2 separate regions of the Homo sapiens genome follow, and region 1 is linked to region 2. The links are chromatin loops, found by intact Hi-C in ENCODE. Cell type or tissue: mammary epithelial cell. All regions are shown on one strand.

Region 1 (8,000 bases), 500 kb after region 2:
TTGAATAATATTCCATTGTACAGATTGACCACATTTTGCTTATTCATTCAACTATCCAGGACACGGGTTATTTCCGCCTTTGGATTTTGTGAATAATGCTGCTATGAACATGGGCATACAAATACCTCTTCAAGGCCCTGCTTTTGATTTCTTTGTGTACACGTCCAGAAGTGAAATTGGTGGATCAAATGGTAGTTCTACGCTTAATTTTTTGAGGACCCTCCGTACTGTTTTTCACAATGCCTGCAGCATCCTTATTTTAAGACAAAATGTGAATGGACTGTGGGCTCTAAGCCTTGTCAGGAAATCGTTTCTGGCTAGACTTACAAAGGAAATGCGGGAAACGTGGTCACTCAAGCGTGGCCCCCACTATGTCCTCCCAATGCCCCATTCCTTGCCTCTCCTATGGGCCATCAAAGAAATCTGTGGGCACCTGGGCGTGAGGCTCCGCTGAGATCCTTATGGGTGGGACTGGGGTGGAGCCTCCTCCTCGTGGGTTGGACAGTGGTTAGAAAGCAGTGTCTGGGACTAGGTCCTGGGAAAAGTCTGGCATCTGGGGACAGGGGAAGGGTTGATGTTGACCCTTGTGAGTGAGACAGGCCTCTATGGACCTGGAAGGGCCAGGAGGAAGCTCAGTAGGTGGAGTGAGCCTTCCTCCTCTGGGTGGGAGCAGTGGGGGAAACCAGAGAGCTGACTTTCTCCAGGGGCTCAGGAGTTCACCTTCAGCCACAGGCCACAGTCTCTGACTTTAAAATTGAACAACAATGTTTTGTTTTCACTGAATTTCTTTATACTAGTGCCTCTTATTTAAGACCAATGATACTGATTATTAATAAGAACAATATACATTTTTCTTTCAAAATAAATTTGTTAAAATAGGTGAGTCTATTTAAGAAAAATGCTTAGTAAGTAACTGAGGGACAAAAGGATATGGCAAACATGGGGAAGGTGGTACGATCATCTAGCCTGAAGTTTGGGACTGAGATATTGCATGCTTTTTTCAGAGTCATGAGGTTCAAATGACAAAACATATGTGAAAGTGTTTCATGAGCTATAAAGCACCCTTTGGGTGTAACACAGCATCATTTTCATGACAGATGCTGCAGGTGGTCCAGTAGAGTGGTGCAGGAAGGCAGGCAGGACTGGAGAGTAAGGGGGAGGTGGGGAATAAGGAGGACCAGGGTAGGCAGGAGGTTAATGGGTTTGGTGGTGAAGGGAAGACAGACCTGAATTTTTTTTTTTTTTTTTTTAAGAATGGGGACATTGAGTGTGATCTCTCACATGGAGGGGAAGCAGCAGAATCTCATCTGACAGCACACGTGGGCAGCAGCGATGGCCTGGTGGGGCAGTAGAGGTGGGATTATGGGCAAGACTGGGAAGGGTGTGCTCCTTTCTCAGAGACCAGAGCTCTCTGGTTTGGCAGTGGTAGAGAGGAGAGAGGCTAGCCTGCGAATGGGCGTCCTCAGGGAAGCAGGAAGTGAGTGGGTGTGGGCAGGTCTGCAGTTCACTCCGGATGGAAGGAAGGCTGCCGGGAGTAGGAACCTAGGGCAGCATTCTTCACACTCTATGTGCAGAGTGTCTCCTGGGCAGAGGCTTCAGAATACAGATTCCTGGGCTCTCCCCTCTGCCTCTACTTCTGAATGTCTAATGGCAGGCCTGGGAACTGTGTCTGTAACATATACTCAGAGAGGATGATGCTGGAGAACAATTAGGAGATCCAATGAAGACACCAAGGGGAGCAAAAGAGACTGTCAGCACTTTGGTTGGAGCTAGAGTTGGTCAAGGCATTATTCCATGTATTTCACCTGGTTTTCACTCATTTGACAGGGATCTATTGTGCTTTGGTGTGTCCAGTACTGTGGGAAACACAAATAAAGGAGGTAGAGCGGTGGGGAGAGTGAGACTGGTGAAGGCCCAGCAGCTGTTCCAGGCACTGTTTCTCCCTGGCAGAGGCTGGATTCATGGATGATGCTGGTACTGAGGCGTGGTTTGACTTTGAGGAGCATGAATGCCTGGCCTTTGGTATCTAGAGAGATGAAAGGTACAGTTTCAGCCTGGACATTCAGTTTTCCCTGCCAAATCTAGGTAGACGATGACTTGAGTTCTTAAGTACACAAGGAGCAGTCCAGGGTCCTGGGTGTTGGATGATTTCTATAATGCCAGCTGGCATTTTTGCTCCGTTAGTGTGCCACAGATGGGGGAGTCACTGGTGAGTGCCACTGAGGGCAGGCCTTATTCTGCTTCCTTTCTTGGGACAACATTGACTCCTCTGGTTTAAGCTGACAGAGATTTCTCCTGGTGTTGGTGCTAGCCATCTTCCAGATGAGATTAAAACCTAAAATGCTCATTTAGTTTGTCTTAAAAGTGTCTTACAAGCAACTTGTCTGCTGAGCTCTGTGTGCTGCAATCATGGCAGGAAATGGAATCTCGGGTTTCAGGCAGGGGCAAGTGATACAGTTTAGAGTTAGTGTTGAGGCTTGAAGACTGTAGGGTTACAACATTCAGTTGGATGTGATTCAGAGCAAGTTCGGACAGTCTTTCTCTCAGAAATTGACGCAAGGCTGCACTCTATTTACTGGAAGGCTTGCAGGCGGTTGACTGCTAATGTGCTCATATGGAATTTGGGCAACAACACCTCTTGCCCTCTCTAGACTGTCACTAAGTACACAATCCGATGCTTGTCATGCTGACTTGGTTTCCTCTGTTCTACTGAGGACTTGGTTGTCCTTCCTCAATCTTTCCCTTCATATCACACATGGTATGACTCTTACCAACCTTCCCTTTAGCTATACCACATCAACTATTCAACTGCAGTAGCTGTTGGGCAATTGGAGACTGTCTTTTCTTTGCCTTCCTGGGAAGAGGCCATGATGGTTCCACGCCAGCAGCCCTGAGGTGGGAGGGGCTTGTTGCTTTCACCAGGGACCGTGGTACCACCATCACCTTGGTGGGTTTGATGCAACATGAGGAGGTGGATGATGGAACAGGCGCCCCTAGATTGGGTCCTCTGCTATGGGGGAGGGGTCATTAAAAGATCTGCTTTAGGTGAATCACTCTAGGCTGGGGCAGGGTCCCAGCAGAATGTGATTTCTACTTCTAAAGGTACCCAGAGGTACCAATTTCACTCTGAAAGGAGCCAGTTCTTGCTCTGCTCCAATTTGCTCTTTAGTCTTCTGGGTTGAGACAAATATGTTCAACAGAGCCCCCTTGTGGAGAGAGACAATGTACAACTGTCTATCAAAGGCCCTGAGAAGGCCTGTAGCAAAGAAGCCCACTGCCTTTAATTCGGCATTTCCCAATATTATTAAGCCATAGAACCTCCTTTTCTAAATTTTGCTATGTACTCCTGGGGGAACTAGTGTTCCACAAAGTGCCCTCTGCGAAACACTGTTCTAAGAATTTAATAATTCCAAAACCTCCCTTGCCCTTTAAAAAAAAAAACACCAAAAAAACAAAAACCTGTATCTGGGGTATATACCCTGGTGACTGGTAATCATAATCTTAAAATGAAAAAGTTAGAAGGGCCTGCTTTTCCTTTCTTTAGAAACAGAAGAAAAAATGAGTACATAATTAGCATATGCTAACTGCTATAACAGGCAACTCCCTGAATTTTGATTATCTTAAACTACATACATTTATCTCTCTACCATGTCACAGCTCAGTGCAGTTAGTGGGGAGCCCTACCCTGTGCAGTCATTCAGGGTTTCATTCTTCTCCCACTGTGTGGCTTTGCCATGTCCAGAATGGGACTTCAATGTCACCTTGCTGTGGTCCAGCTGGCAGATGGGGGAAGAGAGAGAGTAAAGAAGACACACGTGCTGAACTCCTTGGGCCCAGCAGTGACATAGCCAGCCCTACATACATGCTATGGTGAGACCCTCTGTGGTGCCCCACCTAGATACAGGCATGCCAGGAAAGGCAGCTTAGCCTTGTGTCCAGAAAACTGAAACACGCACGGCGAACATCTGAGTCCTCTCTGCCACTGTGAGATAAGACATTGAGATGAGGTGTCTGAATCCTAGTCTGGGCGGAGGCAGAAGGAAGGGACCCAAGAGATGGTGAAGACAGAGAGAAAGGCAGGACCGGGAGCCTGGAGCAGAAGGAAAAGGACACCCGGGAGCCAGCCTAGGAGAGGCAGAGCCAAAGATTCCAGGGTCTCCATGAATAGAAGGTGCCATCTTGAGGCTCTGAGAAGGGATTGGATGCTTTTAAAGAAGCATGGGAGTCGGGCGTGGTGGCTCACACCTATAATCCCAGCACTTTGGGAGGCTGAAGCAGGCAGATCATGAGGTCAGGAGTTTGAGACCAGCTGACCAACACAGTGAAACCCCGTCTCTACTAAAAATAGAAAAAAAAAATTAGCTGGGTGTGGTGGCAGGCTCCTGTAATCCCAGCTACTCAGGAGGCTGAGGCAGGAGAATTGTTTGAACCTGGGAGGTGGAGGTTGCAGTGAGCCGAGATCGTGCCACTGTGCTCCAACCCAGGTGACAGAGTGAGACACTGTCTCAAAAAAAAAAAAAAAAAAAAAAAAAAGCATGGAAGAAAAGAAGGAAAAGGACATGGGTGAACAGAAATTCTAGAAGCACGTAAGGGTAGCAGCGGTCTGTAGGTAACTTCCATACTAGGGAATCATTCTCGTTTTCTTTATAGTATATTGAAATAATATACATTTACCTGAGGGGAAAAAAAGCATTTCTTTTGAAGTAGGAACAAGTCGGGAAAGAATTTACTTTTATTAGCTTTACTTTAGTAAAGTATCTTTGTTCCACTGGTCCAGGGCTTCTCAACTTGTATGCCACCAATGGTCTTCCCACGCCTTAGGGAATGGGATGGGGTGGGAATAGAATCCCTCAACAATCTCCTCTGGCTCTGGAATCTCCTCCTTTTTCCTGAATGAGTCATACCAACATCATCATTTTCTGTGTGTACCATAATGCACAAAACTCTGGGAAGCTCCACATTAGCTCAGTATCAGTGTCTGCCAAGGTATGGGGTTGGTACCCATCGTAAAACTCCATAATCAACCCATCAATTACCATATTTTATCTCTTTACACCCTGTGTTGCATAAATGCCCAAGAAGCAAGAAGCAATCAAATTAGAAATAGTTGCAGAAAATATGACAAAGGAAAAATAAAGATTGGAAAGACAACAAGGAGACAAGAGAGAGGTCGGCTTGGTACCCAGGAAGGCATGTGGAATAGACTTGAGTGAACTACACATTCCACAGCATCAATGAGATGAAAATAAAATGGATATTCAGAAGCAGCCTATTCCTCTCAGTAAAAAAGGTCCTAGAAAAAGACATCTTTCCTGATGATCCCAACCCTCCATAACATTTTTATAGTGAATACAAGCACACACTTTGTGGGACTCTTCTTCAGAGTGTTCTTCAGTGTACGTTCAGGGCAAAATTCCAAAGTTCAGGCTGGGAAAAGTAGTTTGGGAAGGGGTGAAGGTGGGGCCAGGAATGCATCTGTGTGAGATGATGTTCAACATCCCAGGGAATCCATAAAATGTAAATAAAAATGCAATGCTACTTTCCAGCTATCAGATTGGCAAAGATTACAGAGACTAATTCCAAAGAGGAATAATGCCTCATACCTGTGAGGGTGTGTAGAAACTGGCACTTCTGATATTTCTAAATTGATACAACCTTCTTGCATAGCAGTTTGGCTGTGTAAAAACACATCAAGACAAGTATGGCCTTGAGGAAGACTCTTTCTAGAAAATTCACTGAAGGAAATAATCATGGGTGTGTCCAAAGATGTACTTACAAAGATGTTCATCATTGCATTTTTTCTAATGTCTAAAAATGAGAAAATAGGGGATTGAAGAAATTGTAGTTTACCTATGAAGTAGGATAGACACTAAAAATCATGTTGAAGAAAACAATGTAAAAATAAACCATGTTGGATGATTTTTTACTGACATGGGAATCCATTTATAACTAAACAGATGAGACAAGCATATTACTATGCAATATAATTTTATTTTTTTAAAAAAATGCACACAAGTGTACACACACACATCCTAGAATTATATACATTAAAATGTACATAGTGGTTTTCTTCATAAGGTGATATTTTGAGTAATATACGATACACAGTTTTTCATTTTCTCTGTTTCTTTTTCCTTGCGTTTATCTTCTAAATTTTTGACACTAAGAAATAAAAATCCATTTTTATTTTTTCTTTATGATTATTTATTTTTAACCAACAAAAATTGTACACAGACAGTCCTCAATTTACGATGGTTCAACTTACGATTTTTGACTTTATGATGGTGGGAACATAAGGTGAAGTCGGTAAAAACAGTGTTTTGGGTACCATTCTGTTTTTCACCTTCAGTACAGTATTTAATAAATTACTTGAGATATTCAACACTTTCTTATAAAAAGGTCTTTGTGTGAGATGATTTTGCCAAACTCTAGGCTAATGTAAGTGCTCCGAGCACGTTTAAGGCAGGCTAGGCTAAGCTATGGTAAAATTCCATTTTTAAAGTGAGGGATAGGGGCTAATCATTTTTATACCATTCAGAGTCCTTCAAAATGACGATAGAGAACAGAGGAGCAAATTCTCTATACTATGCCATCCTCCCTGGGCAAGGGACATGAACCACGCTCTCCCCAGAAGCATGTCTCACATTGATGCAATGCCATCGCCTCTGTAATAGTTTGGGGTGGAATTATCCATTTCGGTTATTATACCTAATAGAAATCACAATGGTAAGAAAGTGGTTCGCTTACCATAGAAATCACTTTCAAGCAACTAACCCATCCACCATCCTCTCTGTTCTGGGACTATGTCATCTTTTCCTCTTCTATCCAACTTCAGCAGCTTCCTCCCATGGTCACATCCTGATCCTTGTCAGTTCCGGGAACTTCTCCATAGAAAACAAACATCCCACTCTTGAACTTAGCCTCTTCTCCTCTCCAGCCGTCTATTCAACACCCCTTCCATCTTCAATTGCTCTTAGAATTAATTGGGACCTTTGACCAGCTCCCCATATATACATTTTCTCATTATCCATCACCTGCCTCCTGTCTTTATTGTTCAGTTCAGATTTCATAAAACTAATCTTTTACATATTAAATTCCTATGCATCTCTGTCCTTCCAAAATGGAATTAGCAAGACTCCAACCCTGGATCAATCCATCCTCTACCTTCTCCTGGCGTCTGAAAATCGCCGGAGGAAATCTGCACAACTGTGTCAATTTTTAACATCATAAATTCTGAAATAACAATGCTAACTGGGATCCCGATGGAGTACAGCAAACTTACTTCATTTTTCCAGAGAGCTCACTCTTCCCTCCTTCACCAAGATGCCTCCATTCCCTGTACTCTCTCTAAAAGTTGGTTCCACTGGAACCCTCCCTCAGTTTCAGCCTCATAGTGGAGCTGCCAGATGGAGCCTGTTGCTGAGCCCAGGCTCTCACTTGCCCCTACGCTCATCCGCCACTTCTTGCTCCTAACCACACTGGAGGAACTGTGCTCAGATCCCTCTCTGCTGCCTTCTTGGGGCCTCCTTCAGGTAGGAAGGCCCTCTCCTCCTTCATCTTAGCTTCTCCCCTTTATTACGTCCCTTTCAGGATTCAAACACACCCTCAAGTCTTAAAAATAAACAAGAACAACAGATCAGCAAACAAACCCAGCATCAAAATCTATTCGAGAGCCCAGTGTCCCAGGCCCTTATCCTGGAACTGGCTGAGCTCCAGGACAGGAATCCAACTGATGAAAGCCTCACTCTAGGGGATCCAGAGCAGCTGGAGGAATGCGTCCCATGGCCTCGCTGCACCGGGCAGCCACTGCGGCCGTGTTGCCTGGTGGCCATCTTTGGGAAGGGGACACCCCCTCAGCAGGATGCTGCAAAGGGAGAGTTCTGAAGGCAGAATCTATAAAAAGATTCTGTCCATATAAGCTTAGTGAGTGCTTCTCAAAGTGTAGCCCATGGGCCACCTACATCAGAGTCTCCTGGGGACATCTGGCAAAAACTTTTTTG
Region 2 (8,000 bases):
TTAAGATTTGCAAGATTAAGCAATCTGCCCATGAACACACAGCCTATGAGTGGTGGGTTATCTTTTTAACTTTTTTTTTTTGAGACAGAGTCTTGCTCTGTCACCAGGCTGGAGTGCAGTGGTGCAATCTCGGCTCACTGCAACCTCTGATTCCCTGGTTCAAGCGATTCTCCTGCCTCAGTCTCCCAAGTAGCTGGGATTACAGGCACGTGCCACCATGCCCCAACTTTGCCTAATCATACAGATGTTTTAATTTTTTATGATATCAAATATTTTAATCTTTTGTTATGGCTTCTGATCTTTGTATTCTCATTAAGACCTTTCCTATACTAACATTCTAAAATATTTAATGTCTTTTCTTAAATTTATTTTTAGATATGGACTAGGCATGGTGGCCCACATCTATAATCCCAGTGCTTTGGTTGTCTGAGGCAGGTGGATTGCTTGAGGCCAGGAATTCAAGACCAGCCTGAGCAATGTAGACCCCATCTCTAAAAAAATATAAAAAATTAGCCAGGCATGGTGGTGCTGCACACCTGTAGTCTCAGCTGCTTCAGAGGCTGAGGTAGGAGGATCCCATGAGTCCAGGAGTTTGAGGCTGCAGTGATTGTGCCACCGTACTCCAGTCTGGGTGACAGAGCAAGACCCTGTCTTAAAAAAGTATTTTTTAAAGATTTGGTTTACAGTAGGGCTCCAGTTTTCCCCCCAAACATTTATCCAGTTGTCCAGGCACCTTTTATGAATATTCTTTTCTCATATGCTAAATTCCCATAGTCATTAATTTGTTTTTAGACTATTTATTTCCTTTGACTTATTTGTCTGTAGTTTATCTATAATGAATGCCATACCATATAAAAATATTAATGTACAGTATGTTTTGCTGTGTAGGAGGGCTAATCATTCTTCATTGTTCTTTTTTTTTTTTTTTGAGACAGGATCTTGCTATGTCACCCATAGTGGAGTGCAGTGCCATGATCATGGCTCACTGTAGTTTTGACGTCCTGGGCTCAACTGATCCTCGCACCTTAGCTTCCTGAGTAGCTGGGACAACAGGCAGGCGCCACCATGCCTGGCTAATTTTTTTATTTTGTAGAGATGAGGTCTTGCTGTGTTTCCCAGGATGGCCTTGAACTTGGCTCAAGCAATTCTCCCACCTTGACCTCCTAAAGTTCTGGGATTACAGGCGTGTGCCACTGGGCCCACCCATTGTTCTTCAAAAAATTTCTATGTTATTTTTGCTCCTTTTCACTTCCCCCTTGAACTTTAAAAGATAGTTTATTGAGTTCCATGAAAAAAATTGTTTTAGAATATTATTTGGCATTGCATTAAATCTATAAATTATTGTAATGCATAACTGGCATGTTTGTGATACAATTTTTCCCATCCAGGAACACAGTATATCTTATTTATTTAGATATTCTTTTATGTCTTTCAGTAAAAAAATTTTACGTTTTACCTGTATTAGTTTTTTGGTTGGTTAGATCTTCTCTGTCTCTTTCCTTCCCACCCCACTTGCTCACTTCCTTCTTTTCTTCCATTTATGTGCCAGCACCCTGGTAGGCACTATGGATACAAAATCGAGGTCTGTGGCTTCTTTAAGTTTGGGGAGGGAGATAAACATTAAGTAGATAATGATTAAGTAGATAGCAATAGGTGTCAAATCACAACCATTACGAGGGAAAAGATACCATGTTAATAAGGGTGTATCTTAGGGGTATATTACTTAATTTGACCTTACTTAATGTAGCCTTCCTGAGCAAGTCAAGATCTCGAAGTTGACCTAGCGTTAGTGTGTTAGGAACCTAATTGCTTGGTGGCTATTGTGAATGAAATCTTTGTTTTATTACTTTAAAACATTTTTTGGAGGGGAGGGCAAGGAGAAGACTAGGTAGGCAAAGCTATGTTGATAGTTATTTTTCCTACACAATATATAACATTCCACTCTACTCTGGCTTCCATTGATAGAAAGAAGTTAGGTTTCAGTCTTTTTCTATTTGCTTTTGAGACATTCTCTGTGCTTCTGCAGTTTCTTATCAGGTATCTAAGGGATGATTTATTTTTATTTATCCCACTTGGGATTTATTGGACTTAAAACTGGATTAGCATTGGTGACTTTCAACAGTTCTGGATAATTCTCAGCCATTATTTCTTTGAATGTTGCTTTTTCCATATTTTCTCTATTATGTACCTGTGAAAATCCAGTTAGATATAAGTTAGACAATCTTATGCTATTCTTTATGTCTCTTAACTTCACATGTATTTTCCATTCATCTCTAGTATTTTGATGCATCTTGGATTTTTTTAGATTTATTTGTTTTGCTTTCTAAATCACTGCTATTTAGTTACAAATTCTTATTAAAACTGCTCTTAGAGTTTTGTTAACTTTGTTCACTCTTAATTATTATATTTTTTATTTCTCAAATTTCTGTTCTTTTAAAAATTTCGCTTGGTCATTGATAAGGTCTCTTAATCATTTTTAATACCTGCTTTTATTTCCTTAAACAGAAAGTGTAATATTTTTATATTTTCTGTCAATTTCAGTACACGAAGTCTTTGCAGTTTTCATCTCATTCTCTATTATTTTTGCTGTTTCTTGGTCATGTTACCTTCAATTTTTTGTGTATTGTAACTTTGACTTTGAGGTCATATTCTTTTGAACATTATCAATGGGAATGATTGGTGTCTTTCTTCAAAGATTTGAGTAATCTTTTGTCAGATGTTTGGTGGTACTTCCAACCCAGTATCACTTTATACTAAAATCACAGACTGAGGTTTCTTGGGTCGTCCAATAGAATGAATTTAGTCTGCAAACCCACATTAAAATCAGTTTGGGGTTTATGAATTCCTAGGATAGATTTTTTTTTCCTTCATCTGGTTCCAGGTTTTGAGATGTGTACTTTATTTTGCTTTCTCCTGGGCTTGAGGGGGAATGCTATTTACAAGTTCTCCTTACAGTAGAGGTAGAGCTCTTTGTGGTCTTTGCTTTGTACTGGGGAGATAAAGTCAATATGAGGATCTACTAGATTCTCCACAAAAGGTGGTCCACAAGTTTTTTCTCCTTTACTGTATCTCATTTGAGAGCAGGAAAACTGAAGCTTATGGTTGTCTGATTTAGGAAAATGCCCAACAGCTCTTTTTACCTTTATGGGGTTCACACTTTTACTTAGTTTTTAGCTTCTAAATTTTATTTACTTTTTTTTTGCAGCATATTGATGTACTTAAAAGTACTGCTTTGAACAAACATTTTATACAGTAATTTTAGTCTGAGAATCAGGGTCTTATATGCTATTCTCCTCCTCTACTTGTCCCCTACTTATTGTTTGATTTTATTTACATTTGCAAGCAATTAACAAAGAATTCAGCATCAAGTTTTGTCTGCTAAAGTGAAATATTTAACATTTTATATTTAAATTAGATGTTACTTATAAGCATATAAAATGCTATGGTAATGATAGACCATGTTAAATTTGGAATCAGAAAGGAATTTAGAAATTATGTCATTAGGTACCTACACTATGCATAACATTCAGTTGGAGAAACAGTAGGAAGGTTAGAAGACGTAGTGTTGAGTTCTGGCCCTGCTACTTACCAGCTGTGTGTCCTTTAATAAATCATTTGAACTTTCTTGAGCCTTAGGTCTCTCCACAGTAAATGAGGACAATAATTCTTGACGTTCCCAAGTTATAGAATAGTTGGATGTGCTAATAATGTATGGACCACGTTGTAAATGGCTATTACTGTTAATTCGGAAGTCTTTCATTTGGTTCTGTTAATTTCATTGGACTTCTGTTAGAAAAGGTCATCAATGTATTCATAGATTGCTACCGTTGTTCCTCAAACCCTCTTAAAACCTGTCTCAATTCTTTAGCCTTCCTTGTTTAATTTCCTCCTTGTATGACATTGGAGCTCAGTTAACTTTTAGAGCATAGAGCAGAAACCAAGAATTTTGAAAGCTGATTTAGAAATATCTATTGGAATACACAAGGAGTGTTACATAGTTACACATGTCCTTCACATTCATATCTGATGCAGCTGAATTCCTGTTTTAAGGCATAAAATAAAGCCAGTCTTTGATAGAGAATAGTAAAAGCCTATGCAGTATCCAATTAATATTGGGAAGATTTTTAATGGGATCGTACTGCCTACTTGTCAGCAGAGGGAGCCTTTGTCTCACTTTTTGATTCCAGAACTCTTAGAGTAGTGAGATTTTAACAAGTCAGAATATTTATGGAAAATGTCTGTTTCCTCACCTAGGCCTGAATAGGAACCAGTTTTTCTTTTGTTCCTGGAAGAGAAAAACTTTTTGTGTTTGTTTTCTGAGTTCTTTATAATAGTTGTTCCCAAGTTCCTTAAAAATGGTTAATGCTGAGTTGTAACAGAGGTTCTCAATTACTATCCTATGTTAAAGTTTTGGATGGTCTTAAGATAATGGACGAAAAAGAGCTAATGTAAGTAAGTTAAAGCTAAAATTTATTCAGTTAGAGGACTACACTTAGTGATGACATTTTTTACTTCCTACTTATTTGTATTAGTATTGTCTTTTAAGAGAATATTGGTGATTATAATCTATTTCTTTAAAAAATTTCCTGACTGGGGCCAGGCGGAGTGGCTCACACCTGTAATCTCAGCACTTTGGGAAGCTGAGGCGGGCAGATCACCTGAGGTCAGGAGGTTCAAGACCAACCTGGCCAACCAACATGATGAAACCCTGTCTCTAATAAAAAATACAAAAATTAGCCAGAAGTGGTGCCACATGGCTGCAGTCCCAGCTACTCAGGAGGCTGAGGCAGGAGAATTGCCTGAACCCGGGAGGTAGAGGTTGCAGTGAGCCGAGATTGTGCCACTGCACTCCAGCCTGGGTGACAGAGTGAGACTCCATCTCAAAAAACAAACAAACAAATAAACAAACAAACATCCTGATGGGCTTTTCACAAGGCTGACAACCCTACGATGTTCTCCAGTAGTTTCTGAAATGTTACAGGTGAATGAAATTCATGAGCCTGGGAATCACTGTTTTACTGAGTACTTTAGCAAATAAAAATTGACATTTCTGAATTGAACCATTTCCAACTTCCTGGCACATTTTTTCCTAACCTTCCTCTGGGATCTTTTCTATCCTTTGGTATGTAAAGAGTGAGACTTAATAACTAAATTATCTGATATCCAAGGTATAAATAAGTATGGGTGCTGGGGGAAGTTGGCTTGATACTTTTTTTAAAGCATGCTAAATTTTGGTTTAAGATTGCCATACATTCCTACCATGTTCTATGTACTGTACCAGGTAGTTAATACAGGTTCCCTCCTCCCCTCCTTTAGTCTTTCTAGCAACCCATTGCGGTATAGAGGTTATAATAAGGCTTATTTTGCATTTGAAGATACCAACTGGATGAAATTAAACAAAGTACCCAAGTCACATATTTAGGATGTGTCTGTGAAAGCCAGAATTCAAAACCTTATCATCTTGTGTTTCTGAATCAAAAATCACTGCCCTTTCCACTACTTATTGGTACTATATCTACATTTGATACTCTTTCCATATTTGTTCAATTTGTTGTTTTATGATATACCATCCTGCTTTGGAAACAGGGAACAGTCAGGGAGTATCCTAATTAGTGCCCCTTTTTGGTACTTTGCCTGCTGATAATAATCTCTTGTTTTGTATTGAAAAGAAAAAGACTTTGTACCCAGGCTCTAATAATTACTAGAGCTTTAAGTTTAATCTGAGTATGCTTTTGAAGTCAGAGTTTTATGAAATACTAAGGGATCTAAGGATCATTCTGCTCCTTTGGTGTCCACTTTGGGCTTCCACAATTTATTCTTTGTGGTTGAATGATTTTTCTCCTAATTTGTATATTTTCCTTGTAGAGTTCTCAGCCATGCTTCCTTTATTTCCTATATTTTTTATATTGTCTTTCCAGTAGGCTTTATCTCTTTATTTTATTTTTTTAAGAGCAGATTTAACCTTAACCTTTCCCCTCTCTTCTTAACAGATCTTAGTGTTTCTAGTGTTAGGCATACAATGAGTACTTAGTCTTTTGACTTAGTTCTAACTCTGTAATACCAAGATGGATACTAAACTCTGTAATAATTTTGAATCACAGTCTCTTAAGTGTCACATACCAAAACTAATTATTTCAGGACTTTCACCTTATATTATTTTTACTTTGATGCTATTCATTCATTCAGTAAATACTTTTGGTTCTAGTGGATGCGAGGGACTATCAGGGATGGAGAGGCATGGTGAATAAAACATAATGGCAGTTCTTATGGAATTGTCATGTGAATATGGTGATACTTTCAAACATTTTGGTCCTCTTGATGGTAATTGACATATTGCTAATCTAGAACTACAGTTTAACATAGTTTCTTGCTTTTATGATGGTTCAGTTTAGTTAAACAGATATTTTTGGAGCACTAACATATAAGAGACTGTGCTCAATGCTATGAGCTAGATAATGAAAAGAAAATAAACATCTTTAAGGACTTAAGATATAAGGACATTTAGGGCAGGGTTATTTTACTTGGAGTATTTGGCTGATGGGGCTGGGTGAGAGGGAGTACTATGTTCATTTAGCAGACATACACTGAGGAGTTCTTTTGGATATCTTGTTTATGAATTTATACTTAATTCTGGAGGTACTGGAGTATCTTGGAAGTTTTTGAGTGGGTTGATAACATGATTGCATTTGTATATTAAGATGAATATTTTGGTATATTTGTATGTATGACTTTTACTAAACGTGGTATTTTAACTACTTCCCTTAGAAGAAACCAAGGACATTTAAGAGATCAAACAATGGCTAAATGGCACATTGAAGTCTGTGATAGGAATGGACAGTTCAGGAAATTTAGTGTTGTAACTATCCCTAATTCATTTTGATTTGCCTTTTAAAACCATGTAAGTTTAAATCATGTTGAAACTCAGCTGATAATTTCCTGGCTTTAGTTGTTTTTTTTTTTTTCCACAACATTAATTAATTGGTCACAGTGAGTTCAGTGTAAACTAAGGTTTTTTTCTTGTTTCTTCTTTTGAGATGCTAATGATTTAAGATTAAGAGAGTTGATAATATGTAAAAAGCAAATATTTAGCTTTTGAAGTTAACGCTTTATGGGACTGATATTATTGCAAGTGAGGAATATTTATACAAAATAAAGTATTTAATTTTTTTTGTTTTTAAATATTTTTGGGAGTATTCTCTGGGGTCTTATCATGATTGGCTATTACCTTGAGTAGTTTACCTTAGTTTGAAACTGGTTATATTTTTAAAATTTATGCCTCAACGTTATACTCATTCTTTAATAATTTTTCTTTTGGATACAGGAGAAGAAAGGAATGCTAAAGTACACGGGTTCTTCTGTATGATGTTGTCTGTCTTGTCTTTCTTAGGGAGTCATCCTGTAAGAAAATATCAATATTGGGGTGGGGGAAGGGAGAGAGAGAATACGAATGTGAATATGTGTGTGTGTTGGGGTGAGGGTGTGCAGACAGAGACAGCTCATTCCCCATTCCCAGATTCTGACACACTCACAATATTCTTCTTTAGAGAGTTCAATAGTTAGCATGTTAAGGAAATTGCTATTTTGAGGAAAGTTAACTTAAAATAGTCAGAAAATCATTTGAACAGCCAACAGTTCCCACAGACCTAAGTTCCGAGAGACTTCTCATATTTTTTAAAGTCTTAAAACCCCCCCATTTTTGGCAAAAAAGATGAATTTCTGAGTGTATATGTATGTGTGTGTGTGTGCATGCAGTCTTTCTCATGTTAAATTTTATCCATTTTTCTCTGAAAGAATTTTTTCCCTTGATTTTTAAGTTTTTCAATTTTAAGTTTGGTCTATAAGGAATAGAATAACCCAGTAATATCAATTACTTAACATTTAGTGAATGCTTGCTAGGTACTAGGCAGTATGTATTTTAATTATATTTAATCCTTATTGCAGTATCATGTAATATTCTCTTCTTACCATTACTTTACAGTTGAGGAAACTGATAGAGCTCC

What was found. A loop is a pair of places that touch in the nucleus more often than their neighbours do. Peaks named below come from ENCODE experiments on the same cell type or tissue, not always from the same donor. Only the 100,000 strongest peaks of a DNase experiment are listed, where the experiment ranks them.
Region 1: a loop joins it to region 2, with 6 times the contacts of the local background. A loop is called at or near these places in 34 of 110 quality-filtered maps.

Annotation. Positions count from the first base shown.
Region 1 is chr7:33,741,251-33,749,250 of GRCh38, forward strand. No RefSeq gene overlaps it. Among named protein-coding and RNA genes, the nearest start is that of FLJ20712, 19 kb to the left of the region's middle. In mammary epithelial cell, a CTCF peak has its summit at 3,206 (motif pointing left); a DNase peak (open chromatin) is centred at 2,551; H3K27ac peaks cover 1,655 bases.
Region 2 is chr7:33,239,348-33,247,347 of GRCh38, forward strand. The region is part of intron 5 of BBS9 (Bardet-Biedl syndrome 9); the gene reads left to right. Among named protein-coding and RNA genes, the nearest start is that of BBS9, 110 kb to the left of the region's middle. In mammary epithelial cell, a CTCF peak has its summit at 4,162 (motif pointing right); no DNase peak of the experiment used is centred here.